Linked DNA regions of Homo sapiens: region 2 is linked to region 1. A link is a loop called in an ENCODE intact Hi-C map of the cell type or tissue named here. Cell type or tissue: sigmoid colon. All regions are shown on one strand. Links, peaks and the distances in the headings refer to the core of each region. The heading gives the core; the rest is flanking DNA. Region 1 overlaps EFTUD2 (elongation factor Tu GTP binding domain containing 2). Region 2 overlaps GJC1 (gap junction protein gamma 1).

What was found. A loop is a pair of places that touch in the nucleus more often than their neighbours do. Peaks named below come from ENCODE experiments on the same cell type or tissue, not always from the same donor. Only the 100,000 strongest peaks of a DNase experiment are listed, where the experiment ranks them.
Region 2: it touches region 1 in a loop (5-fold over the local background); 1 of 110 quality-filtered maps calls a loop at or near these places.

Annotation. Positions count from the first base shown.
Region 1 is chr17:44,868,694-44,875,237 of GRCh38, forward strand. EFTUD2 (elongation factor Tu GTP binding domain containing 2) reads right to left here. Exons shown (of 28, transcript NM_004247.4): 11 at 3,753-3,877. Among named protein-coding and RNA genes, the nearest start is that of HIGD1B, 24 kb to the left of the region's middle. In sigmoid colon, for the core only: no CTCF peak of the experiment used is centred there; a DNase peak (open chromatin) is centred at 3,898.
Region 2 is chr17:44,800,576-44,809,740 of GRCh38, forward strand. GJC1 (gap junction protein gamma 1) reads right to left here. Exons shown (of 3, transcript NM_005497.4): 2 at 6,819-6,894; 3 at 1-5,262. The coding sequence starts at 5,242. The coding sequence ends at 4,052. Among named protein-coding and RNA genes, the nearest start is that of GJC1, 25 kb to the right of the region's middle. In sigmoid colon, for the core only: no CTCF peak of the experiment used is centred there; DNase peaks (open chromatin) are centred at 3,916 and 4,236; H3K4me3 peaks cover 1,260 bases.

The DNA of each region.
Region 1 (6,544 bases), core at 2,085-6,084:
CTGTCCCTTCTGGAAGGGGAATTTAATGGTTCTTTCACCCTTTCCTGATGTAGACAAGCTCGACTCTGCTGCCAGTGTGGGCCACCTTCCAACTGCAGTGTCACCATAAGGTTCTGGCTAGCCCTAGGCCTCAGGTAAGCAATTACTCAGCCCTCTCGAGAGAAAACACCAAAGCCAACCTTTGGCTCATCTTTCACCAATTAATATTTTTAGTTTGACTATAACTGCTAATCCTGGTCAGACTGTACCAAACAACCATAGCTTTTAAAAGTCAAGACGTTGGGTGACATCCAATTAGATAACTGATAGCACCAACCACCTCCTGGATATTTCTACCCAGATGTCAGACTGTCCCCTCACCTTGTATGGGATAAAGGGAATGCACTGGCTTTTCCCGAAAGTCACATTCCCCTTCAGACTTCTCTGTCTCCATCAGTAAGGTTACCACCAAATTTTCAGCTAAACTCAAAATCTTTTTCTTCCCTACTCTGTTAATTACCAAATTCTCCCCTTCTTTCCCACATTGTTAGTTACTGAAACTTTCCTTCCTCTGAACCACTGAATGTTTATGCCCTCTGTTAATGCACTTACCATGCAGTATAATCACTGAACTTTTTTTCTTTGAGATGGGGTCTTGCTTTGTCATCCACACTGGAGTGCAGTGGCATAACCTTGGCTCCCTGCAGCCTCGACCTTCCTGGCTCATGCAATCCCCCCACCTCTGCCTCCCGAGTAGCTGGGACTACAGGTGTGCGCCATCACGGCCAGCTAATTTTTAAAATTTTTTGTAGAGACGAGGTCTTGCCATGTTGCCTAGGCTGGTTTTGAACTCCTGGCCTCAAGTGATCCTCTACTTTGGCCTCCCCAAGTGCTCGGATTACAGGCATGAGCCACTGGACCTAGCCTGAACTTGAACTCTTCTCCTTGGTTAAACATTCCACTGTTACCTGAACAGGCCATGACTAACACCACCTGCCTCTATGCCTCTTTCTCCAGCCCTGCAAGTCTGGAATTCTTGGCTTTCTACTCTTTATTTGCCCAAGCCCCATCTCTTTCCCTCGGCTTTACCTGACTCCAAGCCATTGAGGCTGAGCCCTACCCCACCCCTAAATTCTCTCAGCTGTATCTGCCTACAGCACTCAGCTCACACTATCACCTCACATTGCCATTCATCACTCTGTGGGATTCTGTTCGTCCACTGGATGAAGTTTATAGAAGTCCGAAGTTGTTCATGATGCCTTATTGTATTATATTCCTAGCGAGAGCACATGGTATCAGTTTTGGTAGTAAGGTGTAAATGGATTCTAGTTCCTACTCTATTAGTAATTTCTGTGACCATGGGCATAGTTTCCCCTCATGTAAAATGAAGAGGACGACTCAATGATCTCTTCAATATTCCCTTCAGTGCTGACTTTACAGAAGTCTACACATGGCTTTCCATGATAACGCTGCTGCAGCCCAGCCCATAGCTAGCTCTGGCATAAACTAACAGTGGGTTCAAAGGATGAACAACAATCTCGCCCAAGGCTGAGGATCATTTTCAATCAAAATTGGAATCATCTCTGCATTATAATTACAAAAGGGTTTTGGATTTTGCTTCACATGCTCATACAATGGACATTTAGAAACACAAACTTCTACTGGAACCCTGTTCAGTTTAATTTCATTTATTGTTTAGCTACCCATTTTTAAAAAAGAGCCATCTGGAAATAACTGATATATACATCTAATAACAAGAAAATGGTCAATGGCCCAATGCTGTGTGAAAAACACAGATTACATATGTATACAGTTGACCCTTGAATAACATGGTTTGAATGTCTCGGTTCCAATTATACATGGATTTTTCTCCTGCCTCTGCCACCTGAGACACCAAGACCAATGCTTTCTCTTCCTTAGCCTGCTCAATGTGAAGATGACGAAGATGAAGACCTTTATGATGATCCACTTCCACTTAATGAACAGTAAATGTGTTTTTTCTCATGATTTTCTTTGTAACATCTTCTTTTCTCCAGCTTACTTTATTATGAGAACATAGTACACAGGCCAGGCACAGTGGCTCATGCCTGTAATCCCAGCACTTTGAGAGGCCGAGGTGGGCGGATCACGAGGTCAGGAGTTCGAGACCAGCCTGACCAACATGGTGAAACCCCATCTCTACTAAAAATACAAAAATTAGCTGGGCATGGTGGCATGTACCTGTAATCCCAGCTACTCAGGAGGCTGAGGCAGGAGAATCACTTAAACCCAGGAGGTGGAGGTTGCAGTGAGCCGAGATCGTGCCATTACACTCCAGCCTAGGCAACAGAGTGAGATTATGTCTCAAAAAAAAAAGAAAAAGAACCAAATTTTTCTTGTTTTTTGAGACAGGGTCTTGCTCTGTTGCCCGGGCTGGAGTGCAATGGTGCAATCACGGCTCACTGTAGCCTCAACCTCCCGGGCTCAAGTGATCCTCCCGAGCTCAGACTACAGGCCAGTGCCATCATGCCCACCTAATTTTTTGTATTTTTTTGTAGAGATGGGGTTTCGCCATGTTGCCCAGGCTGGTCTCAAACTACTGGGCTCAAGTGATCCGCCTGCCTCAGCTTCCCAAAGTCCTGGGATTACAGGCGTGAGCCACTGCACCTGGTCAAAAAAGACTGAACTTCAATTTTTTTTTTTTTTGAGATGGAGTCTTGCTCTGTCGCCCAGGCTGGAGTGCAGTGGCGTGATCTCAGCTCACTGCAAGCTCTGCCTCCTGGGTTCACGCCATTTTCCTGCCTCAGACTCCCAGTAGCTGGGACTACACGTGCCCGCCACCACGCCTGGCTAATTTTTTTGCATTTTTAGTAGAGACGGGATTTCACCGTGTTAGCCAGGATGGTCTTGATCTCCCGACCTCGTGATCTGCCTGCCTCAGCCTCCCAGAGTGCTGGGATTACAGGCGTGAGCCACCGCGCCTGGCCAAAAAAGACTGAACTTTAATCCCTCATTTTTTTTTCACAAGAGCAAAGGGCTCCATGCTAAGAGTGCGGCAGGACAACTGACTGGCAAGAATAGAAACGCTGATGCTCCACCGCCTACTGGTCATGAGACATCTCACGGAGCCTGTCTGCTCGACTCTAAGAACGGGGTAACAGTGACTTCCCTCTAAGGAACTGCAACATTGAACACAGAAAAGACTCTCAGTGCACGATTCCTATTGGAATCTGAGGTAACTGGGGAAGTGCAAAGATGAAGAGCCAGGGAGTCTCTCACAGTGGGAATCTGGTCTCAAGGATCTGGTGTTGAGGCTCCAGGAACCCATGATATCATGCGGCTGGGCATGTTAGCAGAGGCCTGTAGATGCTGGCTGCAAGGTCACCATGAGTTCTCAATTAGACCCATGAAATTGATGTCTGCCTCCATACGGCTGGCTAGAAGCACTAACAGTGAGGGAGATGCCACCTGTGAGAAGGTCTGAAAGTGCCTGTGGGCATGGATGATTCCTGTTTTACAAAACCTGTCTCACTCTAGGAGAGACTTTTATTCCTAAAATGACCTCCTTCTTCTCCCATGTCCTCCTATTCACTTTTATTTTTCTATTATTTAGAAACCACTTAGCCTGAAGAAAGGGTCTCAAGGCCACAAAGACCCCCAAATGTGATAATAACAGGTGATAAAATGTTCCCCCAGCAGGGTGCTGATACGAAGCCAATTTCTGAGTCATTCAGCAGGAAAGGCACACAGGACTCAGGGGAAGCTGGTGAGACAGACTGCCAGCCAGCGCTTACCAAAGGTGTCGGCATAGATCTTGGCAAAGGAGCCCAGCGTGAAGCAGATGCTGTACTGGGAGCTGGAGAAGCAGACGTTACCCAGGAGTGGGGAAAGGATCAGGTTCTCATCAGTGGAATACATGCTGAAACAGAGACAGTGGTGAACACAGTGCCAGGCTGCAGCAGCCCGGACGCACTGCCAAGGGGAAGGGCAGGAACTCGGTATCACAGCCACTCTCCAGCCCTCGGAAGGGACTTGTGCAAGACACTCAGTTTTGCCAACAGCCTGGTCCAAGAAAGTGACATGATGGAGCTGTTCCCCTAATTCCCAATAACAAGTTGATTTCCCAGAGCTGGGAACATTCTGCACAATCTTGGAAAAGTTAACTGCACCAGACAGACAAGGGGAAACCTACAGGACAGAGACAAAAACCTTAGAACACAGGAAATGAATCTAATGTGATAAGACAGAAATACATTTGACGAAAAACCTCAATTTCACAAATACAAGCAGACATAAACATCATTTAAAAAAGAGAAAAGAAAGGAAATGAAGAAAAGCAACTCTGCTCTTTACCCTCACTGCCATACTCTTTATTCTTTTGTGTTTGGCTTTTACAGTGTTAAAACTTTCAATCTTAAAAGCCATGCAGAAACCACGAGCATCTGAGTTCACTAACATTTATAAGAAAACGAGTTGTACAAGGGGATCAAATCCACAACCCTAGCCTTACTGGCACATTATCTTATGGAATGTCCCAATATAGAAATAAAGGTATGGCTTATAAAGAACAGCCCTCTACCCCATTGCACTCTACCCCCAAGTTATGCTCCCTAGAGGCAACTGCTTTCAACACTTTTAAAGCTGCTTTTAGAGTATTTACCTTCAGGTTTCTAAGTAATATGTTTATGTTACTTTTTCTTGCTTAGAGGTTCTTTTGCTTTTGAGACAGGGTCTTGCCTTGTTGCCCAGGCTGGAGCACAGTGGTACAATCACCATTCACTGTAGCCTCGATCTCTCAAGCTCACGCAATCCTCCCTCCTCAGCATCCCAAGTAGCTGGGACTGCAGGCATGAACCACCAAGCCTGGCTAATTTTTGTAGAGATGAGATACAAAAGCCATGTTGCCCAGGCTTGAACCTTGAACTCTTGGGCTCAAGCAATATCCTGCTTGGCCTCCCAAAGTGCTGGGATTCTAGGTATAAGCCACTGTGCCTGGCCTCTTGTTTAGAGGTTTGAAACATGACCTCTTGACTTCCTATTTTAGTAAATCAGGTTAAGTTCAGCTCTATCCCACTTCCTACTTTTTTTTTTTTTTTTTGAGATGGAGTCTTGCTCTGTTGCCCAGGCTGGAGTGCCGTGGTGCAATCTCAGCTCACTGCAAGCTCCGTCTCCCGGGTTCACGCCATTCTCCTGCCTCAGCCTCCTCAGTAGCTGGGATTACAGGCGCCCGCCACCAAGCCCGGCTAATTTTTTTTGTATTTTTTAGTAGAGATGGGGTTTCACCGTGTTAGCCAGGATGGTCTCGATCTCCTGACCTCATGATCCGCCCGCCTCGGCCTCCCAAAGTGCTGAGATTACAGGCGTGAGCCACCGTGCCCGGCCTCTTTTTTTTTTTTTTTTTTTTTTAAGAGACAGGATCTCACTCTGTCACCCACATTGGAGTACAACAGCACAATCATAGCTCACTATAACCCTGAACTCCTTGGCTCAAGTGATCCTCTTGCCTCTGCCTCCCGAGTAGCTAAGACTACAAACACATGCCAGCACGCCAAGCTAATTTCAAAATTATTTTTTGTAGACACAGAGTCTAGCTATGTTGCCCAGGCTGGCCTTGAACTCCTAGCCCCAAGGGATCCTCCTGCCTTGACCTCTCAAAGTGCTGGGATTACAGGCATAAGCTATCACGCTTGGCCTTCTTATTAAAATATATTTGTCATTTCATCCTTTGGACTCATGATGTCACACTGGGCTCTAGTCATTCTCAGTCCTTGCAGAGATGGGGTGAAGATATTCCTTTTGAAAAGTAGTGCTACACACTGGGAAGGCTCCTGAAGGTATCTGTCTCTAGCCACACAGGTTCCATCCCCAATCCTTAAATGGAGAGGCATTCTTTCAGTTGGAGAGGCATTCTTTCAGTAGGACGGCCTCCTCACAGGCCCATTTGAGGGGCTGCAGGAAGTCATCTAGCACATCTTTCAGCCTGTAGTAAGACTGTCTTTAAGATATATTTAACCTCTGTTTCAAAGGCCCTTTGATATTATATTCTAAGGTATCATAACCATCACTCATATGTATCAATGCAAGCCCTAAATCCATCTTGTTGAGAAGCAGGTATATCCACAGAAACACAGCAAACAGTTCTTAATTTATTTAGACTGTGTTAATTATAAGATAATAGCAGCTAACATTATTCAGCACATCAGCTGCTACATTGCAAGCACTGTGCTGTGTTCCATCAAATATCTATTTAATTTCTTATAACATCCCTTGTAAGTTATGTTAACTTATACTATAAATGCCTAATAATATTTGCTACTATTGCTGTTAGGCAAATATTATTCCTTTTTTACTGAAGCAGAAACTGAACTTAAGTAATCTGCCCAACTTTACATGGTTGGTATGTGGTGAAGAGGAGGCTGATTCTAGAGCCCAGGCTGGGTGCAGCGGCTCAAATCTGTAATGCTAGCACTTTGGAAGGCCAAGGTGGAAGAATTGCTTGAGGCCAGTTTAAGACCAGCCTGGGCAACATAGCAAGACTCCATCTCTACAAAAAAAATATAAATAAATAAAAAATAAAAATTAAAAT
Region 2 (9,165 bases), core at 2,168-6,167, 68 kb before region 1:
GACAGCATAAAGTATGGACTTGTAGAAGCTGAACGAGTAAATCATGAGTGTAACTGATAACATGTAAGTCCATTCTTCGTATAAACTGCTAGAGAGTGTTTCAGACCATCACTGATGTCTGTGATAAAGAGCACCAAAGCATCACAGTCCAACTTTTTTTTTAAGCGCCAAGTTCAAACAAGTGACCAATAATAATGGTTGGTCCTTGAAGGTCTTTTACCAGAGGCCTTTTCTAATCACTTCGTAACACTTCTGAGATGTACATGGCTCCTGAAACTTGAAAACAAAGCCACAAAATGAACATTAACATTTCTTTAGGGGAAAATGCTATCTAATTTTCCCCTCGTTTGAATTAACCAAAAAAAAAAAAAAAGCCTATTTCTTTTACAAATCTTCTGAATAACGGGTTTTAAGAGCAGGCCAGGCGCGGTGGCTCACGCCTGTAATCACAGCACTTTGGGAAGCTGAGGTGGGCGGATCACGAGGTGAGGAGTTCGAGACCAGCCTGCCAGCCTGGCCAACATGATGAAGCCCTGTCTATATTAAAAATACAAAAAAAATCAGCCTGGTATGGTGGTGGTGCCTGTAATCCCAGCTACTCGGGAGGCTGAGGCAGGAGAATCGCTTGAACCCAGGAGGCGGAGGTTGCAGTGAGCCGAAATCACACCACTGCACTCCAGCCTGAGCGACAAGAGCAAGACTCTGTCTTAAGAAAAAAAAGAGCAAAGGACACACCACATCTGCATAAATCCAAGTGTGTTAAGGAACATAATCATGTTGATTGTATCCTGATTCTAGCAGGTGAAGGACTAAGCACTCAACTTGTATTTGGAGGAGAAGCAAGTGTCATGATGGAGCATGTCTTATATGGCAATTCAAAACAGTATGATTCTGATGCGAGTGAGAACTAAATGTTGGACAGGCTTTTTATACAAATCCCACCTGCATGATCCAGAACAATATTCTTACAGATTCAATGCAGACTCCACCAATGGGTTAGCTAGACATCAACAGGCTCACTTTCTTTTTTTCTTTTTTTTTTTTTGAGACAAGAGTTTCACTCTGTCTTGCAGGCTGGAGTGCAATGGTATGATCTCAGCTCACTGCAACCTCTGCCTCCTGGGTTCAAGCAATTCTCCTGCCTCAACCTCCCAAGTAGCTGGGATTGCAGGCGTCCACCCAGCACTCCTGGCTAATTTCTGTATTTTTAGTAGAGATGGAGTTTCACCATGTTGACCAGTCTGGTCTTGAACTCCTGACCTCAGGTAATCCACCCGCCTGGGCCTCCTAAAGTGCTGGGATTACAGGTGTGAGCCACCGCGCCTGGCCCATTTTCTTAATGTAAGTCCACAATATGTCATTAGGGGAGAATGACTTTGGCAAACTCATATGCTTCAAAGGCAGAAAGACATGTACTAAGAAGGCAGTTAGAGCTGGAAAATTCTTGACATAATTACAACTTTAGCAAGAGAATAAAAATAGATTTTAAAAGTGTGTGCATGTGGGGAGGTGACAGAATATCTTTATATGTACTTTAAGAAGCTGACGCGTTATCCAGACACAAAAGATAACATTCTCATCAAAACAGGCCAAGATGAAACACCAGGGGCACTCTTCACAGAAATTAAGTGGATGCTTCTGGCGCCAAATGTCTTTGCCTGGTTCTTCCTGGCATTTCTGCTTGACTCCTTCCCCCTGTATCATTCTCAAATCCCCAGCCTTTCCACTGGGCAAAGCCACTCTCTTCTCCCTCAGGCTCTGAAGAGATAACACAAATGTATGGACACTTTTTGTCCTTCAATTAAAAAACCTGCTGGAAGCTCCAGTGATGTTAAGAATTAACTGGTAGTTCTTTATCTTAGCTAGGCTTATGTATTCCAAATTTTGCCTGTTTTCTTGGAATTATATGAATTTCCTTATTAAACATTTGATTTGAAGGAAACTGTGCATGTCTATTAATTACCCATGAGGTACATGTGTATTTCTGAAATTTCTCCTTCAGTCTCACCTGAGTTTAATTTTTGCCTAAGATGTTTAGAGTTCCTGAGGTGCTTCTCTAGGCTAAAATTTAAAGATTTTTTTTTAAAAAAGCAAATAAAAGTAAATGAATGGCTAAAAGATAAGGTTAAATTTTCTAGGCTGGGCATGGTGGCTCACACCTATAATACTAACACTTTGAGAGGCTGAGGCGGGAGGATCACTTGAACCCAAAAGTTCGAGACCAGCCTGGGTAACATAGTGAGACCTCATCTCTACAAAAAAAATTTTTAAAACAGAATTAGCCGAGTATGGTGGCACATGCCTGTAGTCCCAGCTAATCAAGAGGCTGAGGTGGAATGATTGCTTGAGCCTGGGAGGCAGAGGCTGCAGTGAGCTGAGATCATGCTGCTGCACTCCAGCCTGGGTGAAAGAGGGAGACCCTGTCTCAAAAAAAAATTTCCTTAAGTTTCTTTTTTTTGGTGGGGGTAGGAATGCAGTAGAGAAACAAAAACACTGCACAAAGGGTGCAGTGTTCTACTATTCATCTAAATAATGGAGAACTGGCATTTTACAATTAAGATATAAAAAATATTCATACTTTCAGAATTTCCAAGTCAGAGGTGGCTTACAACAGCTTTCATTAGAAAAGGGTGAGACGCCCAAATAAAATGCTCCCTGGTGGAACAAAGTCCCCTTTAAACCTTTACCAAGCTCTTTCTCAGAAGCTCACAAAACTTAAGACAATGTGAACATGATGAGAAAGCAAAGCTCTCCAACATAAGGCTGAAAATGACAATAAAAGACTGCAATAAAAGACTAGTGGGATGAACATGAATGCTTGTCAGTGACAAACACATTATGCCTACAAAGAATAAATACTGCACTTCTCTTTAGGTCTATTTACAGACAGGACCCCATGACCTTTCAGGCATAAACCTCCACTGGCAGAAGTAAGAATTTAATCACAAAACTTCTATGGTAAATTATAAAAAATAAGAAATTTGGATTTAGGCCTTCTGCCATTTCCAATACAAGTAGCTTTGAGTATTCTTGGTTGACAAGGGAATGTTTGCATTTCTAATGTTAACAAAGAAAATATCCACCACTGGCTTCTTAACCAGACGGAAGCGGGCAGGTTTCTGGATAGAGGCTTAAGGCAAATCAAACAGGTTCACAACTAAGCAGCCTATTAGGGATTCCAGGCATGGCTTTGCTTTCTGAGGGACAGCTCCATATCATCTCTAGCCAGGTTTTCCACATTGCTACCAAACTGGGGACACGTTTCTGTATCAGGCTTTTGAAAGAACTTTAAGTTATATACATATACCATCAAAGCATATACTGGTGATGCTTGATATTTAAAGGAATCCTACAGTGAATCATTTATTTCCTTTGAAAATAAGGTTTTCAAAAATTGGCTACAACTCTGATCGCATGAATGAGATTCAAAGATTTCTCACATAAAAGAAAGATCTCAACCTCCTTCTACTGTGAACTTGCTTTCCAAGACTAAAAACTGGTATCTCCTCTTCAGTCTCCTTACACATCTGAAATCGTTCCTGCAATATGAGAGGCACTTTTATTAGGTGTAGCATCTATTAAAAACTCTAAAGCCAGGGTAGAATTTGCTGAACAAAGTAATAGCACTAGCCTAATAGGCATTATTTATAAGGACTTTTTCCCCTTTAATATAAAAGTATAACTACAGCAGTTCAATGTACAAATACAAAAAAAGTTCTCATACTAAAAAAAAAAAAGTACCATAATACTGTACATACAAAAACTGTTCAACAAGAATGATTTAAATATGTCTGTTCTTCTCCAGATCTGGAAGACACAAATGTAAAGTTCTGCAACTGTATTATTGCTAAGAACATGTGCCTGGGAACACTGTGTTTCCCTTTCTCTCCCTCAGCCCAGCCCCGCCTCCAGAGTCCCCTGAGCTTGGATCATGAGCCAACAGCATCCCTGAAGATAACCAGAGCCAAATGTTTACTCAATGGAAGTCATTATTCAGTGAGCTGCTGCTTACCATAAACTATGAAAAGCACAGGTTTTAAGCCCGCCAGGATTAAATCCAGACGGAGGTCTTCCCATCCCCTGATTTGCTACTGGCAGTGCTTTTGTTGGACCCAGCTTTGGACCCCACTTTGGCCTTCTTCTCCCGGGGACCATGAGGGTTGTTTTGGTGACTGTAGGCCTGAACTGCCAGATCCAAGCGTTCCTGAGCCATCCTGATCTCCCGCTGCAGAGCCTCCAGGTCAGCTGGGAGGTTCTCCTCATGGCTGCCATACTGCTGTTCCTGGGCTGTGTTGGCCTTGTTTTGCTTGTAGGCGATCTTAGCATTGGACAGTTCGGTGTACTGGATTTGATCTGGTTTGACAGCAATGTTATAGCCAGGGGGAGCAGATGGTGTATTCCAAGTGAAAGGATAATTATAAGCACCCGGATCCTCAAGTTCCCTCCTTTTACTGTTTAGTGAGTCTCGAATGGTCCCAAACCCTAAATGAAGCATCTCCCAAATGTTAAGCAAGAGGCAAAGGCCTGTAACACCATACATTATCAGAAGGAAGATGGTCTTTTCAGTGGGTCTAGAAATAAAGCAGTCTATCTTATGAGGACAAGGAAGTCTGCTGCACACATAAAACGGGTGGACTTGGAAGCCATACAGAAAATACTGCCCTATCAGAAAACCCACCTCAAACACGGTCCTTGCCAGCAACTGCAGCACATAGATTTTCATGAGCCCATCTTCCCGAATCCGTCGTCGGCCATCATGCTTAGGTTTGGGTTGGCTCTGCTCTTTATTTTCCTTATCACTTTCTAACTCCATCTCTGGATACATCATAGGATCCTCTTCGTTGTCCTCCTCCGTTTCTTCCAGAGCCCGGTGTTGTTTCCAGCGCATTGCATAGGGCTTGCTCCGAGCTGCCTTCTTGTCTGCTTCACCGTGCTCCATTTTGGCAATCTTGTGGATAGCATAGCCCAGGTACATCACAGAGGGAGTTGCCACCAGGATGATCTGGAACACCCAGAAGCGTACATGGGAGAGAGGTGCAAACGCATCATAACAGACATTCTCACAGCCCGGCTGTTCTGTGTTGCACACAAATTTGCTTTGCTCATCGTAATAGATGGATTCTCCTCCTACAGCTGTAAGGACGATCCGGAAGACAATCAGAACAGTGAGCCAGATCTTCCCCACAAATGTGGAATGGTTGTGAATCTCCTCTAGCAGGCGAGTCAGGAAGCTCCAACTCATGGTGATTGAATTGGTATGCCCTGATAAAAGTGGAAAAATACCAAAATAAAATCAACAAATATTAAATCTTAATTTAATTACTAATTATGATATCTCTAGGAACTACTGCTTTGAATACTTGAAATCTAACCTCAAGGTTCACAGTGGAACAAATGTTAGAATAAACAGCATCTCAGTTGGGTAGGGTGGCTCACGCCTGTAATCCCAGCACTTTGGGAGGCCAAGGCGGGCAGATTAGTTGAGGTCAGGAGTTAAAGACCAGCCTGGTCAACATGGTGAAACTCCGTCTCTACAAAAATACAAAAATTACCCGGGCACGGTGGTGTGCACCTGTAATCCCAGCAGCTCAGGAGGCTGAGACAGGAGAATTGCTTGAACAGAGCAAGACTCCATCTCAAAAAAAAAGAATAAACAGCATCTCACTCTCTACTATCTTCAAGAAGGTCAATTCACCTCAGTCAACACCTGTTGGCCCCACAAGGTCCCAGAAAGTATGGATTGCTTTCATATCTCCTCTGGTTTAAAAGGTAAACTTGTAGCTACTATTTACTGAGATATTTCTCAGACCTTGGTTCTTCTGTTTGTTTTTTTTTTTTTTTTTTGAGACAGTTTCCCTCTTTCGCTCAGGCTGCAGTGCAGTGGCGTGATCTTGGCTCACTGCAACCTCCGCCTCCCAGGTTCAAGTGATTCTTGTGCCTCAGCCTCCCGAGTATCTGGGATTACAGTCATGCACCATCATTTTTGTATTTTTAGTAGAGATGGGGTTTCACCATGTTGGCCAGGCTGGTCTCGAACTCCTGACCTCAGGTGATCCGCCTGCCTTGGCCTCTCAAAGTGCTGGGATTACAGGCGTGAACCACCATGCCTGGCCAGACCTAGGTTCTTTACACATACTATTATTTCATGAGACCTTCAGAATTTTGTGAGATAGAAATTTAAAAAACACACAGGTATAGTTATTCGGTCCAATCACAGAAAAACCACCACTGAGAACATAAAGGGGACACCTCGGTTGGACTCCACTGTGAAGGGGTGATTTATTAGGAAACTTAAATTTTAGACAAGTGCTAAAAGGGATTAAGAAGATGGTACAGCTACAAACTGCTGGCAATCATTAAGAACTAAAACAAAAGACAGAAGGGAACTAGGAAGATCTTCCCTAGCTAGGCTGCATCGCATACCAGATTTTGGTTTTACTTAGAAGCCCAGTAAATGGTCTTGCAATAAATATTGTACCCCTTTACTATATAACAGAATCTACAAATTATACTTCTGTACCTTATTTATGGTAGACATTAAAAAATGATTGCTAAACTGAACTGTGAGGACATTAAATCCAATCAACAGCAAATCCATTTAAAACAGCATTTTAAAGGACAGATTCTTTCTGAGATTCCCAGATCTACATCCAGGATCCAGGTAAAAACCACCTAAATGAGGTAATATATGGGAAATCCCCAATAAAGCCCCGACACAAAGTAGACTTAATTTTTAACTTGTCCTCCTCCCTCTCCCAGTTTACTTCTGCAGATTACAGATGATTTGTCAGCACCACCAAAGTTTAAACACACTTTACCTGTTGTCCAGAACTTCGGTTACCCAAAATTTTCTTAGAGAAATGATGTTTTGATTGCAATTTTTCCAGATTCCCTCTGGAAGGGAAAAAGAAAAGAGCAGGTCATAAGCTTTCTCCCACAGAAAACAATGAATCACTAAAATGCCATTTTCAGAAAGAAACAAAGTTTTCTATGTATCATAAAAATCAATGAGAATAAGATAGAAACAGGCTTGAGTTTGAATACCAGTCTTCTCCTCCCCATACAGGTGGCAGGAGAAACCATGTAACAGGTGACCCAAAGATTCTTAAGTCACCACAGTCTAAGAATATACGACAGGAAGATGCGTCAGTAGTAAAAATATGAAGCAGATGAACTCTGGCACCTATAGGAAAAAGCCAAAGCAGAAGAATTGCAGCAAATTGAAAGCAGGTCACTAAAGGCCTTGCAAAAACCTTCACCCCATCTGCTCTATTCCCTGAAGCAGCCGATACACCTCTCAGGGGGATTTGAGCAGCTAACTAGGAGCAAGCTGTTTAGCTAAAACACCCAACAGCTGGCTCTCAGTCACAGGAACACCCGTCTCCATGGGAGGTGATTTACAGATACAACTACTCACAAAAAGTCACAGAAAGAAAACACCTGCATCTGTACTGGATTAAACAGCAAAACAGAAAAGTTTCCAAGATGAATTATTGCTCATTATTAAGCTCTGGCAACTCTGCATAGCTCTGGCCAAATGTCATCCATAAGGCGCCCACATTTAGCAAATAAATTTAAAACAATTCCTGAATGTTATGTGTTTATAGTAACTTAATTAAAAGGGTGCTTTGTGTTGTTGTTTAAAGATACAGGAAAAAAAAAACTGGAACAATTTCCAAAGGAACAATGGAAAAAAAAAAAGTGAAGGCATGAAGCCGCATAAAGATTTGCACATAAGCCTGGGCAATATAGTGAGACCCTATCTTTCCAAATTTTAAAAAAATTAGCCAGGTGTGGTGGCAGTGGTGGCCACTGCAGTCCAACCTGGTAGATAGAACAACACCCTGTCTCTTACACACACACACACACACACACACACACACACACGGCCCAGCACAGTGGCTCTGGCTCACGCCTGTAATCCCAGCACTTCGGGAGGCCAAGGTGGGGGGATCACATGAGTTCAGGAGTTTGAGACCAGCCTGGGCAACATGTGAAACCTAGTCTTCACCAAACAACAACAACAACACACACCCCCAAAATTAGCATGGTGACGCACACCTGTGGTCCCAGCTACTTGGGAGGCTCAGGTGAAAGAATCACTTGAGCCCGGGAGGTAGAGGTTGCAGTGAGTTGTGATCGTGCCACTGCACTCCAGCCTAGGTGACAGCGAAACCTCAAAAAATAAAGAAGCAAAAAGATTTACATATGAAGAATCCCGGCCAAGCACGGTGGCTCATGCCTGTAATTCCAGCACTTTGGGAAGCCGAGGTGGGTGGATCACCAGCAGTCGGGAGTTTGAGACCAGCCAGACCAACATGGACTGACCAACTAACTAAAAATACAAAATTAGCCAGGTGTGGTGGTGCATGCCTGTAATCCCAGCTATTTGGGAGGCTGAGGCAGGAGAATTGCTTGAACCTGGGAGGGGGAGGTGGAGGTTGCGGTGAGCTGAGATTGTGCCATTGCACTCTAGCCTGGGCAACAAGAGCAAAACTCCATCTCAAAACAAAACAAAACAAACAAACAAAAGAATCCAGCTGGGCATGGTGGCTCACACCTGTAATCTCAGCACTTTGGAAGGCTGAAGGAGGAGGATCACTTGAACTTGGGAGCTTGAGACTGCAATGAGCTATGATCATACCACTGCACTCCTGCCTGGGCGAGAGAGGGAGACTCTAACACAATAAAATTTCCAGTACAGCTCCCATTTCTAGCCCTGTTTTCCAACTGAGCTCACCACCTCTTTTCTCATTGAATATACAAGTTATAAAACCTCAAAACAAGAAGTAAATAATATAAAATCTTTAAATGGTGATGTAAGCCAGGTTTCCAACATAGAACTCCATGATTCTCATCCACAAATTCTCTGCAGGCTCAGATTTTCCCCAAAGCCTGAAATTTCTATTTGTTCCAATAAGCCAAAATTATGAAAATACAATTAGTTAGAACTAACTCATCTGTTATATCTCCATCCACAAAGATAAATGTGTATCTTTTTTTTTTTTTTTTGAGACGGAGTTTCACTCTTGTTGTCCAGGCTGGAGTGCAATGGCGCGATCTTGGCTCGCCACAACCTCCACCTCCCAGGTTCAAGCAATTCTCCTGCCTCAGCCTCCCGAGTAGCTGGGATTACAGGTATGCACCACCACGCCTGGGTAATTT